Linked DNA regions of Homo sapiens: region 1 is linked to region 2. A link is an interaction called in ENCODE POLR2A ChIA-PET data of the cell type or tissue named here. Cell type or tissue: MCF 10A. All regions are shown on one strand. Each heading gives the region's core, and the rest is flanking DNA. Links, peaks and the distances in the headings are about the cores only.

The links. Peaks named below come from ENCODE experiments on the same cell type or tissue, not always from the same donor. Only the 100,000 strongest peaks of a DNase experiment are listed, where the experiment ranks them.
Region 1: POLR2A ChIA-PET joins it to region 2 with 28 read pairs; 3 of 35 experiments call an interaction of 5 or more read pairs at or near these places.

What each region holds. Positions count from the first base shown.
Region 1 is chr5:96,627,048-96,633,869 of GRCh38, reverse strand. LOC101929710 (a long non-coding RNA gene) reads right to left here. Exons shown (of 5, transcript NR_130776.1): 5 at 2,785-2,903. It also overlaps a transcript of CAST not described here. Among named protein-coding and RNA genes, the nearest start is that of CAST, 32 kb to the left of the region's middle. In MCF 10A, for the core only: no CTCF peak of the experiment used is centred there; a DNase peak (open chromatin) is centred at 3,889.
Region 2 is chr5:96,700,018-96,706,839 of GRCh38, reverse strand. All of the region lies in intron 3 of CAST (calpastatin), which reads right to left. It overlaps LOC107986363 (a long non-coding RNA gene), which reads right to left and starts at 1,495. Exons shown (of 2, transcript XR_001742454.2): 1 at 1-1,495. RefSeq lists an enhancer at 3,296-3,795 and a silencer at 4,035-4,164. In MCF 10A, for the core only: no CTCF peak of the experiment used is centred there; DNase peaks (open chromatin) are centred at 3,429, 3,729 and 4,129.

The DNA.
Region 1 (6,822 bases), core at 2,650-5,149, 73 kb after region 2:
CACCATCTCTCAGAACGACTGATGTAGAGTGTGTTTCTGGGTGAAGCTGAACCTTTCGCTAGAATTATCAAGAAAACATCAAACCCATCTTTTCCCTCTAGCTAGCTTCATTCCTAGGCTTTGCTATTTCTGTTCACACTTTGTCCTGGGTGAAGAAAGGGAACAGAACATGATGGTCTTTGCCCACAAGCAAGGGAAATTGGCATAAATAAATAGGGCCTTAATAAATTGGCCTTTGGAATATTGTAATATGTTATAATACAGGTATCTGCCAGGTGGAGACATGACATTGAATGGAGTTGTCAATTCTCACTTAGGGGAACTAAAGGTCAGGGGGTTTTACCTGAGAGAAGATACTAATCTGAAAGTCCTATTAAGAAAACATTCAATTTAAATGGCATCAAAAGAATTAAAAAATAACCTTAGAAAAAATATTTAACAAAAGAACTGCAAGGCTTATACACTGAAAACTACAAAACATTACTGAAAGAAATTAAAGAAGACCTAAATACATGGAAAAACATATTGTGTTCATGGATTGGAAGAGATGCTATTGTTAATACGGCAATACTATTTAAATTGATCTATAGAATGGCCAGGAGCAGTGGCTCATGCCTGTAATCCCTGCACTTTGGGAGGCTGAGGCAGGTGGATCACCTGAGGTCGGTCAGGAGTTCCAGACCAGCTTGACCAACATGATGAAACCCCATCTCTATTAAAAATACAAAAAATTAGCCGGGCATGGTGGCGGGCACCTGTAATCCCAGCTACTCAGGAGGCTGAGGCAGGAGAATCACTTGAACCCAGGTGGCAGAAGTTTCAGTGAGCTGAGATTGCGCCACTGCACTCCAGCCTAGGCAACTAGAGCAAAATTCTGTCTCAAAAACAGAACAAAACAAACCAAAAACTTTAAAAAAATGACATATGGAATAAATGCAATCCCTATCAAATTTCCAACGGCAAGGGACACAAAATAGGAAAAACAATTTTGAAAAATAAGAGCAAAGTTGGAGAACTCACACTTCCCAATTTAAAACTTACTATCAATACAGCGTGCTACTGTCATACAGATAGAAATATAGACCAATGGAATAGAACTGCGAGTCCACACATAAACCACATGTTTATGGTCAATTGATTTTGACAAGGGTGCTGAAAGAATTTAATGAGAAGGAAGAAATAGTCTTTTCGACAAATAGCGCTGAGACCACTGAATATCCACATGCAAAAAAATAAATTAGCACTCTGTTCTCACCCTGTATATAAAACTCAAAAGATCAAAGACTCATAAGAGCAAAAGCTATAAAACTCTTCGAAGAAATATAAATGGAAATCTTTAAGACCTGGGATTAGCAAATGGTTTTTTAGATAAGACACCAAACACACAAGCAATTAAAAATATGTGTGTGTATAAAATATATTTCTTTATATTTATTTATCTTAGTATATTTATATATAAAATTGACAAAGCACAATTTTTATATATAAATTTTTATATATAAAAATTGGGCTTCATCAAAATTAAAAAATTTTGTGTGTCAAAGGACACTGTCAAGAAAGTGAGAAGACAACTCATAGAATGGGAAAAAGTATTTGCAAATTATACATCTCATAAGAGTATAGTATCTATAGTATCCAGAATACATCAACAACTCTTCCAACTCAAAAACAGAAAGACAACCCAATTAAAATCAGCAAAGTACTTAAATGGACATTTCTCCAAAGAATATATACTATACAAATGACTGACAAGCACATGAAAGGTGATCAACATAATTAGTCATTATGATGCTACATCACTTCATACCCACTAGGATAGCTATAATAATAATAATAATAATAATTTTTAAAAGGACAATAACAAGTGTTGGCGAGGATGTGGACAAATTGGAATATTCATACATTGCAGGTAGGACTGTAAAATGGTACAGCCCCTGTGAAAAACAGCTTGGCTGTTCCTCAAAAAGTTAAACATAGAATTACCATATGACCCGGCAATTCCACTCCTAAATATATACCTGAGAGAATGAAAACAAGCAGTCGGGCGCAGTGGCTCACGCCTGTAATCCCAGCACTTTGGGAGGCCGAGGCGGGTGGATCACGAGGTCGGGATATCGAGACCATCCTGGCTAACACGGTGAAACCCCATCTCTACTAAAAATACAAAAAATTATCCGGGCGTGGTGGCGGGCGCCTGTGGTCCCAGCTACTCGGGGAGCCAAGATCTCACCACTGCACTCCAGCCTGGGAGACAGAGCAAGACTCCGTCTCAAAAAAAAAAAAAAGTATTCACAGAAAAACTTTTACACAAACGTTCACAGCAGCATTATTCACAATAGCCAAAAGTGAAAGTAACCTAAATGCCCATCAGCTAATGAATAAATAAAATGAAATCCATACAATGGGATGTTATTTAATCATAAAAAGGAGTAAAGTACTGATACATGCTACATGAATAAAACTTGAAAATATTACACTAAATGAAAGGAGTCAGACAAAAAAGGACACATATTTTATGATTACATTTGTATTAAATGTCCAAAATAGCCAAATTTATAGAGATAGAAAGTAGATTAGTGGTTGCCAGGGCATGGGAATAGAGGTGAATTGGGACTAATTGCTGACAGGTCCTAGTGTCCTTTTTGGGGTGATGAAAATGTTCTGGAGTTAGATAGTGGTGATGGTTGTACAACAGAGTGAACTTGCTTTAAGATGGTGGATTTTATGTCCTGTGAAGTATATGTCAATTTAAAAAATGCTACTTAAAAAGGAGGAGATGCTTACATTGAGTCTTTAAGAAAGGAAGGCTCCTGTGAATGGACAATGAAGAAATATATTCTAGCTGAAGGATATCAAATGTCCAAAAGCACAGTGCCATGAAGCAATGCAGTCAGGTGGAGACTCTGTAAGAGATTATTTAAAAAAATTTTTTTTAGTATACAAGAATCAATTGTAGACCAAAACAAAACAACCTTTCTTTCTTTTCCTTTCCTTTTCTTCTTCCTTCCTTCCTTCCTTTCTTTCTTTCCTTCTTTCTCTCTCTCTTTCTTTCGAGTATGATACTTCATTATTTTATTTTATTTTGAGATGGAGTCTTGCTCTGTCCCCCAGGCTGGAGTGCAGTGGCACAATCTTGGCTCACTGCAACCTCCGCCTCCCAGGTTCAAGCAATCCTCCCACCTCAGCCTCCCAAGTAGCTGGGATTACAGGCATGCACCACAACAACTGGCTAATTTTGTATTTTTAGTAGAGACGAGGTTTCACCATATTGGTCTGGCTGGTCTCGAACTCCTGACCTCAGGTGATCCACCCTCCTCAGCCTCCCAAAGTGCTGGGATTACAGGTATGAGCCACCGCACCTGGCCTCAAGGGAGTATGATACTTTATTCACTTGTTTAGAAGTTAGTTTTCTTCCCTCCTGTATTTTAATGCTTAGCTCAGAAGTAACTTACTTGTTCAGTAAACAAAGAATGATTTGATGTAGCCTCTCTGCCTCGAATGCTCTTTCCTGACTCTCCCATGGCTTGTGTTTTCTTATTTTTCAGGCCCAACTTAGTCTTTTTCTAGAGAAGACTTCCCTGATAGCTAAGTATTAATAGATTCCCACTTATCACCTTCATTTTTCCGTCACTGCATTCTGTTAGTATCCTGCATGGCTAATTATGGTTAATTGCTTCTTTGCTGGATTTTTGTCTCTAACCATAGACTGTAAGCTCGGAAGACAGAGAACATGATTGTTTTATTCAATGATACATCCCCAGTTCTTAGGACAGTGCTCCATAAATATTATTTGAATGAATGACTAATTGAGAAGACAGGAAGCTGTGACAGATATCTCAAGCCTTCTCAGGTTACAGGCAGGCCCAGAAGTGGCCTGGAATTGCCTTGTTCTGTAATCCTGTTGAGTCTAGTCCACCGTACTGCAGGCTTAGCTGGTTTAGGGCTTGGCTGTGGTTTAAATCTGTGTTTGCAAATTCATAGTACTTCATAGAAGAAGAAATTCATCTCTGCCAAAATCAACACTAAATAAGTGCTGTGGTACATTGCTTAGCCTGATTAATCAAGTTTAGGCAGAGAGTGATGAAGAAAACATTTCTCCCAGACAGCAGAGCAGTGGGTTTTAAAGGTGGGAGGTGAACAAACCCATGTTGCTTGAATCAGATGCTGATAGGGAGGGTTAAAGAATGAGATTGGAAGGAAAGATTGAGATATAAGTTACAGTTTGATTTCAAGTTGGTTGGCCTAAGACCCTCCTGTTTAGCACTATGTTCACTGTCTGAAAGAAACTGAGGCAAAGTGCCAACCCATACTTTTTAGCAAGAAGATGCTGAGACAGAGTTTGTGGTACAAGATATTTATAAGGAATTAATACCTGCGAATGGAAGAAGGACTCAGCTGTGGGAGAAACTGAACCAAAATGGAGGCTTGGCAAAGTCTTGGCCCACCCAGAGGGGAGCGCTGGAAAGAATACTGTCTTAGCCTATTTTCTGTGGCTATAACAGAAGAACACCAGCTGGGGAATTTATATAGAACAGAAGTTTATTCAGCTCATGGTTCTGGAGAATGGGAAGCCCAAGAGCAAGGCACTAGCATCTGGTGAGCCATCTCATGGCTAAAAGGTGGAAGGTAGAAGCGAACACTCACCATAGAGAGAGGTACCAGAGGCTGGACTCGCTTTATATCAACCCACTCCCAGGATAACAACATTGATCCATTCATGCAAGCTCTGCCCTTGTGACCCAATTATCTTTTATTAGGCTCCACCTCCAAACACTGTTGTATCGGGTTTAAGGCATTTATAAGGAATTAATACTTGTGAATGGAAGCAGGATTCAGCTGTGGGAGAAACTGAACGAAAATGGAGGCTTGGCAAAGCCTTGGCCCACCCAGAGGGGAGCTGTTTCCATCACATGAACTTTTGGGGGATACATTCAAACCACAGCAAGTATGTGCATCAGAATTGCCACACATCCTGCAAAATGGCTGGGCCTTTATGACCCCCCGCCCCTCATGTCCTCTATTCAGTAGCCATATGCACAAGATATTTGCTCGTTGATTATGTGCTAATCGTGCAGGGAAACAACATCCATACTTGCTTCCTAATTTGGGTTCTGAAGGTTAAACTAATTTGGTAACTTTGCAAAAGCCACATATCTGTGACTTAGATGATCTCTGACTATTATTATCCTCCCTTCACTGATGAGGAGGTAGGGGTGGGTGGTGGTAAGTGGTGAATGTCGCTTAAGGACCTTATAGCTAGCAAATGGCAGAGACAAGCTTGGGGCAGATCTGTCTGGCTGGCTCTAAGCCCAGATACTTTTAACTATGTCACCCAGCCCCCCAGATTCTTAAAACAAGGAGGTTGGTTAGATACTTTCTAAATTTTCTCCTATTTTTAATGTTGCATGTGTTATTAGGGCACGTTTCAAGGACTTTAGGGTTATTGTCATGTATAAATGTAAACTTTGCTGAGTTCATCTACACAATGTGAATGCTGTGTGTTTATAGAAGAGTTGAACTCATTATTGCCATTCTTGCTCAGAAGTCTGAGTAGCAAGATGCTGGCATTTTCTTTTGAATACCAAACATTTTGGCCATAGGGCAGTGTCTGACCTGCTAAAGTTATATATTTATTAACCTTTTTTCCTCCATAGGGCATTTTTAATAAGTTATCAAACTTTTCCATGCATGCCATTACAAAAGAGGCCTTTGTGTGGTGAATGATAAGCAGATGATTAAGTAAAGTTTTTCTTCACTGAAACAGCACTTTAAAAGGATGCTTAACAAACAATATTTAAAAGGATTTACTGTATTTCCTTTCTAAATGTTTGTATAAGAGAGGGTGGCATTTATTTCCACATTCAACAAACATTCTGTTTCTACAACAGAATCACAGATGTCAATCAACGGAGCAACAAATATTCTGCCTTCACTTTGTAGGGTAAGGCACATGACTAGCGAAATGAAAATGAAAGCATGGCAAATAAAGGCAGGTTTCACCTGGAGGGTTTACTTTGTGACTATGAAACTCTGGGCTTCTAAGGGATAGGACTTGAAAATTTTCTAATGCCTTCCAGTAGTTTCCAAGGGACGTGAAGAACCAATTACCTATCTAGGTTCCTCTCCTTCTCTCATCTTCCTCCTCATAAATCACACAAGTCCAGGAGAGTGTAAAGACATTTATATTTCTGTGCACTGAGCAAACCTTTCTTTCCGTAAACAGGAGTTTGTTAAGGAAGTATTCTCCTCTTAAGAAAATTGGAACAACACAGTTTTTTACATTTTTATAGCTTTCTAAGATTTTTCACAAGGTGGATCCCAAATTTTTAGGTTTCACAGACTAGTAAAATTATCAAAAAATGTCTGACTTTGTATTTTGCCAGATAATGGTATTTGAGAGAGAAAAAGTTATATGTAACATCACCATTATTTATGAAAATAAAAGGTCATGATCATGGTCAAGGGGGTCATTTTACATAAAAGGTCTTTTAAATAGCCCAAAATTGACTCTTTGGAAAACTCTGCTGTCCAAAATTTTCGCCTTCTGCAGAGTTGTAGACACTTTCTCAAAAACTTTCATAATCACCCTCTAGAGTAGGCAAAGCATATATTGTTCTCATCTTGCCTGTTAAGAAATGTGTGCTAAGAGGTACGAAGTAACTAGTTGAAAATCACAACTATGTTGTGGTAGACCTCAAAGTTGAATGGAGCCATTGGACTCCTATCTTCCTCATTCTGCAATACTGCCTCCTGGAATGCTATTTCAATTGTTTCCCAGTTTCTCATGCATTTTTAACCTTGACATGTAGCTGTTCCCACATA
Region 2 (6,822 bases), core at 2,737-5,236:
AAGGGAAGAGTAGCAAGAACATCTTATCAGAATGTCCTAGAATTAACCAGAACTCTCAGTTCCACAAAACAGCACATGCAAAGGTGTGCAACAGAAACTGGAGTGTCTCAGGGGAAAGCACGGGAAGAAGAGATTAAGAAAATAATGCATCAGGCAAGCCAATGACTGGGAGGCTGGATGTATTTCACACTTATAAGCAGTCCTGCCTTTAACTGACTGTGCTCCACCAGAATAACATCTCAGTCATTAGGATCTGCAGCTGTTGGCATTTTCTGCTTTAGCCTTGCCTCCTGGTTGCAGATTTCCTTTAAAGAAATCATATTTCTACTGTATATTCCCAGAAAAACAGGCTCCCAAGCTTAACCTCAACCCTCTTCCTTTAACCTTTCACTCCGCTTTTACAGTATCGTGACAGCACTGCCATTTAACACTTTTTACATTGCTCTTTATATTTGTTATATGGGCCATACCTCTGTATGCCTAGCATCACGTCTGGCCAATTGCAGAAACTCCAGGGAAAAAATAAAGAAAGAAAAAAGGGTTCCTTGCTCATATATTTTTTGATTATCCACTCTATAATCTTTAGCCAAAGCACAAAGAGATATTAAACTTCAAAAACTCTACTTGTAAATCCTAGAGAATAAAAATGAATATTATTTTATCATTTCTACCTAACCAGGAATAATCTATATTAATGTAACAGCATCTTAGGGCTCTATTCATATTACGATAAAACTAATCTTTTTTCCAATCCAATAAATATTGAGCAATTACTATGTGGAAGACATGAAGTAGATGCTATAGGGGATTCTGTCTTTAAGGGGCTCATGGTATAGTAAAAGTTTGCATTCTGAGAGAGGAAATCACTGTAGCAAAATGCGAATTTAGTGTGTGATAACTTTTCATGCACTGAAGCTCATTCTTTGAAAAGTGTTCATGGCAAGCTGTTAAATATGTCCTGAAAAACAATATAGTATGGCAGTTTTTATTTTCTTAATCTGTAAAACGAGCATAACAGGAGTTTCTACGTCATAGCTACATTATCATCACAGCACATAAGGGCTCCGTATGTGCTTAGAATATAGTGTTTTCAGTAAATGTAGCTGTTACTATTAATGTGTTATAGCCACATTAGAACTATTATTAGAACTATTAATATAAATATTAATATTAGAACTATTAATACTATGTTCTAATACAGATTATGCTCATCTATTCTTTTACTAGAACCTATTACAGTCACCTTCTAATAATCCATTATTATTGCTTAGGGTAGACAATAGAGTACTATAGCACATGGGTCCAACAATGTCACCTTGCTAACGGTATGATTGATTACACAGTTTCTGCCCAAATCGCAATGTTCAAATAAACAGATTTGTCCAGAAGCCATCAAGTCTTAGGAGATGTAAAGTGGCCTTAAAAATTGGAAATCATTGACTAATTATTTTTATGGCTTTCCATCAAAATGGTATGGCTCAATTCTTTTTTTTTCTTTTTTTTCTTTATATATATATTTTTTTGACACAGAGTCTCATCGCTGTGTCAGGCTGGAGTGCAGCAGCACAATCACAGCTCACTACAATTTAACCTCCCAGGCTCAACTGATCCTTCCACCTTAGCCTCCCAAGTAGCTGGGGCCACATAGGTGCACGCCACCATGCCCTAATTTTTAAATTTTTTGTAGAGACAGGGTCTTGCTATGTTGCTCAGGCTGGTCTCAAACTCCTGGCCTCAAGCGATCCTCCCTCCTTGGCCTTCTAAAGTGCTGAGATTACAGGCATGAGCCACCGTCCCTAGCCCTTTTTAATATGTTTTATTCAATTTTAAAAAATTGGATGTAGTACCCAACCAAAGTTCATTTAAATGCATGAAAGTGCTTTCGGTCACGCTCTGACATTCAGTGCGAGCAAAGAGCTCTATCTAATTCAGAATTGTCACCCAAAATGCCAAGACTATGCCTTTTGAGAAACATTAAGATGACATTTTTAAGTCAAGAGCGTCCATAGAGAAAAAATTAAATGCAATGTTCATGAAGACCTCCTGTAATTTTCTAGTAAGCAGATTGCTAATTCTATGTATCAGAAAAACTATGCGATATGTTCTTATGAGGTTAGACACACCAATGCTAAAACAGATATCCCAGATTCGTATGATCTCCAAATTGAGGGAATTATAAGGTATAATGAAAGAGGAGATACAAAGATATATATGAACATAGAAGAATATGGGTTATGGAGTTTTTATTTGAATAGGACTAATTAAGACAGTTCATATTTTGAGAAAAAGTAAATGTTTCCACCTAAGAAGTAGTGATCACTTAAAGTTAACTGTGATTATAAACAATGAATAGAAACATAAATACTCAGCTGATTTTCAGAAGTTATTCAAATGAAAAGAAAATGCTTTCTTTTTCTTTCTGGTTTCATTCTTTCAAACTGTTACTTTACGTACTAGCTTTTATGTTTTCATTGCAGTACAGATGTTATACTTAGTCAATTCTGCCAGAGAATAATCAAGGAACCAAAACTCCCCACTAATTCTATATAATCAACTACTCTCTGGCATTCGGACTCTTCTTTCAAAGCATCTGAACTGAACCACAGCCAATATTTATACTTGAATGTGCTGCTTCATAAACACTGTTTCACAGTCTACAAAGCATGCTGATTCGTAATAGACACCAGGAGTCCTTGCTGCACACACACGGGATCCCTAGTCAGCCTCATTGCTATAGGTGGCTTATTCCTTCTCCATCAGTCTACAGGTGTGGCCTTTCCTTGTTCAGCAAGATTTTGCTAAATTTCACTACTTCATTTTAATCCTATACTGCCTCCTAGAACCCAAGCAGCACACCCTCCCCAGCATATTCCCAACAACTCAATATTCCTTTTAGATACTGAAAAATCAGTGCACAAAAGTCGAATACATTCATCAGAAAGAAGCAATCTATATTAATATAAACTCTAGTGCTGATTAGGAAATAGACTTTCCCCTTTTGAACAGTAGATGCCACTCCTTGTTGAGCTTCCCTGCAATGCAGAGGTTTTTCCTCTGAAAAACATGTGAAACAGCAGGAACTTTCCAGAGCTGCTGATTAAGCATTTCTGTCATTCTGATGCATAGGTGGTTTCCTAGAAAACTAGAGAGGCCCCAAAGTCCCGATCCTTAGGGAAGCTGTCTAAACTCTCTGCCTCATTTTCTGAAGCTGTACAATGGGAATAAAGAACTTCCCCCTGCCTGTGTGTAAGTGGAGAATGCCGGGTCCCTAACCATACAGAAGAGAAAGTTAAATCTCTGTGAAAACACTTTGTATTCTTAAAAGATAGACACAAAGTAACCCTCAGTGATGTTATTCTACAACCGTCTCAGGTTGTGTAAAGGAAATGGAACCGAAACAGGTTACAACACTTGCCACGCCACACCCAGCATGTATCAGGTACGCAGAAAGGTCAGAGTGAGCTCACGCTCTAAAACGGAGGTCATCACAGGGTGGCGGCACGGCTGGGGAGGAGGAGATCTATCTCCAACCCTAGAGATAAAGGTGCCAAACCAAACTGACATAGCTGCTGCTTTCCTTCTTTTGGGCCACTTGTCTCGGGCCACTTGTCTCGGGCCACTTGTACCGGGCCACACAAATCCCTTGTTTTGTAACCCTACGCGTCCGGTCACCAGATACATTTCCCGGCGGAAGGGGCAGTAACAGTGTTACCGACAAGGAGGAGGAGTCGCCAAGAAACACAGTTAAACTCAGAACGCACGGTATCGCCAGGGTCGCGATAGTAGGAAAAGCGCACGTCCCGAGCCTGGGGAGTCCGCTGCAGGGACCAGGCCCCGGACACGCAGGGCAGGTAGCCGGGGGCACAGGCCCTAGACCCGGGAGCACGCGCGGCCTGGAGCAAAGCGGCGGAAGACAGTACTCACTCTGCGTGGACACCGGACCCCGCAGTCCTCGGCTTGGTTTTCAGGAGGTCTGCATTCCTAGCTGGGCTCGGCTCCCGCGGTTTCCGCTTGGAGCTCCAGCCCAGCTCTCTGAGTGCGACGGGGCGGGGCGGTCCCGGGAAGGCGACGCAGGATGCTCCCCGCCCCCCTGCCCGGCGGCCCCGCCCCGGGAGCCCGGGATGCGTGGGGAGGGAGGTCCCGCTCCGTGGACTCGTCATGCGCCTGGCATCTGGAGACTGGCTCACTCAATAACGCAGCCTGTGATGCGGACCACGTGCTGTGTGGGCTGCGCACCGCCGGCTGATTACAGGTTACCGCTCCCTCGGCTGTCACCCTGTGACTACCAGAATAAGGCAACGACGGTGGGTGCACTTCGCAAATATGCTCCCCCGAAGACCTCTTTTGAAACTATAAAGTGGATTAGTAATGACTACAACCAGGGATTTGCAAATGCAGTTAAAACTGTGTAATGGATTTCTTTAAAGAGTAGTTTAACAGTAAGAATTCTACCCGATTACTTTATATTATAGTATATTACAAACTTCAAAATTAGAATAGATTTGAAGCTATTGAATACAATATAAATTCATGAGTCTATACTGCTGTAAATAAATGAATGAATAAATAGAGGGGTTAAGCCACTCTTTCATATAGAAGGCCAACTAATAAATATTGAATGATAAGAGTTAGAGAAAATAATTATAAAAAATTTTAAAATAAATGAAAAGCCGTACACCAACCACATTAAAGGCTCTGAACCCTGAACTTGGGGTGTGAGTGAAGGAGGTAGTGTTGGTCACTGTTTGAGGAACACAGACCTCAGGACAGGTTGGACAGTGCTGTGTCGAGTCATGACAAATGATGGCCAGTGGCATGAAAAAGGTGAACTCATCCATACAGCTTTGTACCCCACCAGGCAGCCAAGGCAGTTAGGGCCCTCTGATGTACCTTTCAAGGTACTCCTCACAGCTACCTTATTTTTTTTGTCTTTTATTTCTGTCAAAAATCTAGTGAAATAAGAGCCCTTCCAACTTTAAGATTCTAACATTTCCAGAGCAGAAGACCCTGTCCTTATAATTTTTTTTTTTTTTTGAGGTGGGATTCTCGCTATGTGGCCCAGGCTGGAGTGCAGTCACGTGATCTCAGCTCACTGCAACCTCCACCTCCCAGGTTCAAGCAATACTCCTGCCTCAGCTTCCCGAGTAGCTGCGATTACAGGCATGCACCACCACACCTAGCTAATTTTTGTATTTTTAGTAGAGACAGGGTTTCACCATGTTGGCCAGGCTGGTCTCGAACTCCTGACCTGAAGTGATCCACCCACCTCAGCCTCCCAAAGTGCTGGGATTACAGGCATGAGCCATGCACCCGGACTTAGAATTCTTCTTGATATATAGCTTATATATCCCTTTTTGTTGTTGTTGTTGATCATTAGTATTGTCATTCCTTTTTAAAAATAGACTAAAAGCTCATCTAGGTTTCACTGACATTAATTTCTCCTGTGACAAAAACAGCACAGGGTGACTAATTTGGGCCACACCCCATAGGGATGGGCCCTGGGCCCCACAGCTTCCAGAGTTAGGCAGCTCAATGATGCCTATCTCTGAATGTATTTCTGTGCTCCTGATGAGTACAGATGAGTAATCACATGGTTATAAAACAAATTTTCTGGCCAGGCATGGTGGCTCATGCCTGTAATCCCACCACTTTGGGAGGCCGAGGCAAGTGGATCACCTGAGCTCAGGAGTTCCAGACCAGCCTGGGCAACATGGTGAAACCCTGTCTCTACTAAAAATACAAACATTAGCTGTGTGCGGTGGTGCTTGCCTGTAATCCCAGCTACTCGGGAGGCTTCAGGCAGGATTATCGCTTGAACCTGGAAGGTGGAGGTTGCAGTGAGCTGAGATCACACCACTGCACTCCTGCCTGGGCAATAGTGAGACCCTGTCTCAAAAAAAAAAAAAAATTTTTTTCGCAAGATTCTTCTGCTGTAAGTCAGGTGGAAAAAGGCTCCTTTCCTTAGAGTGAAGGCAAACAATGTAGTTCCACTGCTGTGCTGTGGCCATCACAATCCCTGAGGGTGTCCTTCCTGCCAGTGTGGTTCTCAAATCATCTGCATCTGAAACTCCTGGGAATGCCTATTAAATATATGAAATCCTGGGCTCTTCCCCCACCCCGGCGAATCAGAATTTCTTGGCTTCAAACCTGAGAATCTGCATTTTAATCAGATTCTCTAGTTGATGTTTAGGTTATGGGTAGCCTAAACTACCCACATTCTGCACTATTCAGTCTCCTGGCTACTCAAAATGTGGTTGCCAAAGCAGCAGCAGCACATCCACTGGAAGCTTGTTAGAAAAGCAGAATCTCAGCCTCATCCTGGACTTCCTAAACCAGAATCTTCATTTTAATAAAACCCACACTGACTCATTATGTACATTAAAAGGTGAGAATTACTGCTCTGGATCTTATTTCTCAAGCCCTGGTTATTATTTGTACATTACTTATATAATATTTTTTAACCTGCCATAGATATATTATGTTTACTTAATTTAAAAGAAGTAGATTTACTTTAACCTTAAATTCAGCCTCACTATAAATGAAAATAGCCATGGGATTAGGAGTTGATGTGCTAGTTTACTTTTTATAGCACATTAAAATATAAGCATAATTATTAAAATAAAAACGCTTTCTTGTCTAACACACAGTCATCTCACAAACCACACGTGGTAGGAGGGTACTGTGGGCTGATGCTGGCACTGAATGTCAGCATACCCTCCACAGTACCTGAAGAGTTAACCCAAACCCTCACTCCTATTACAGATGAGAAAAGTAAGAACCTGGGAAGAGAGCTGTGTTGCCAAAGTCAGCACAGCTATTTAT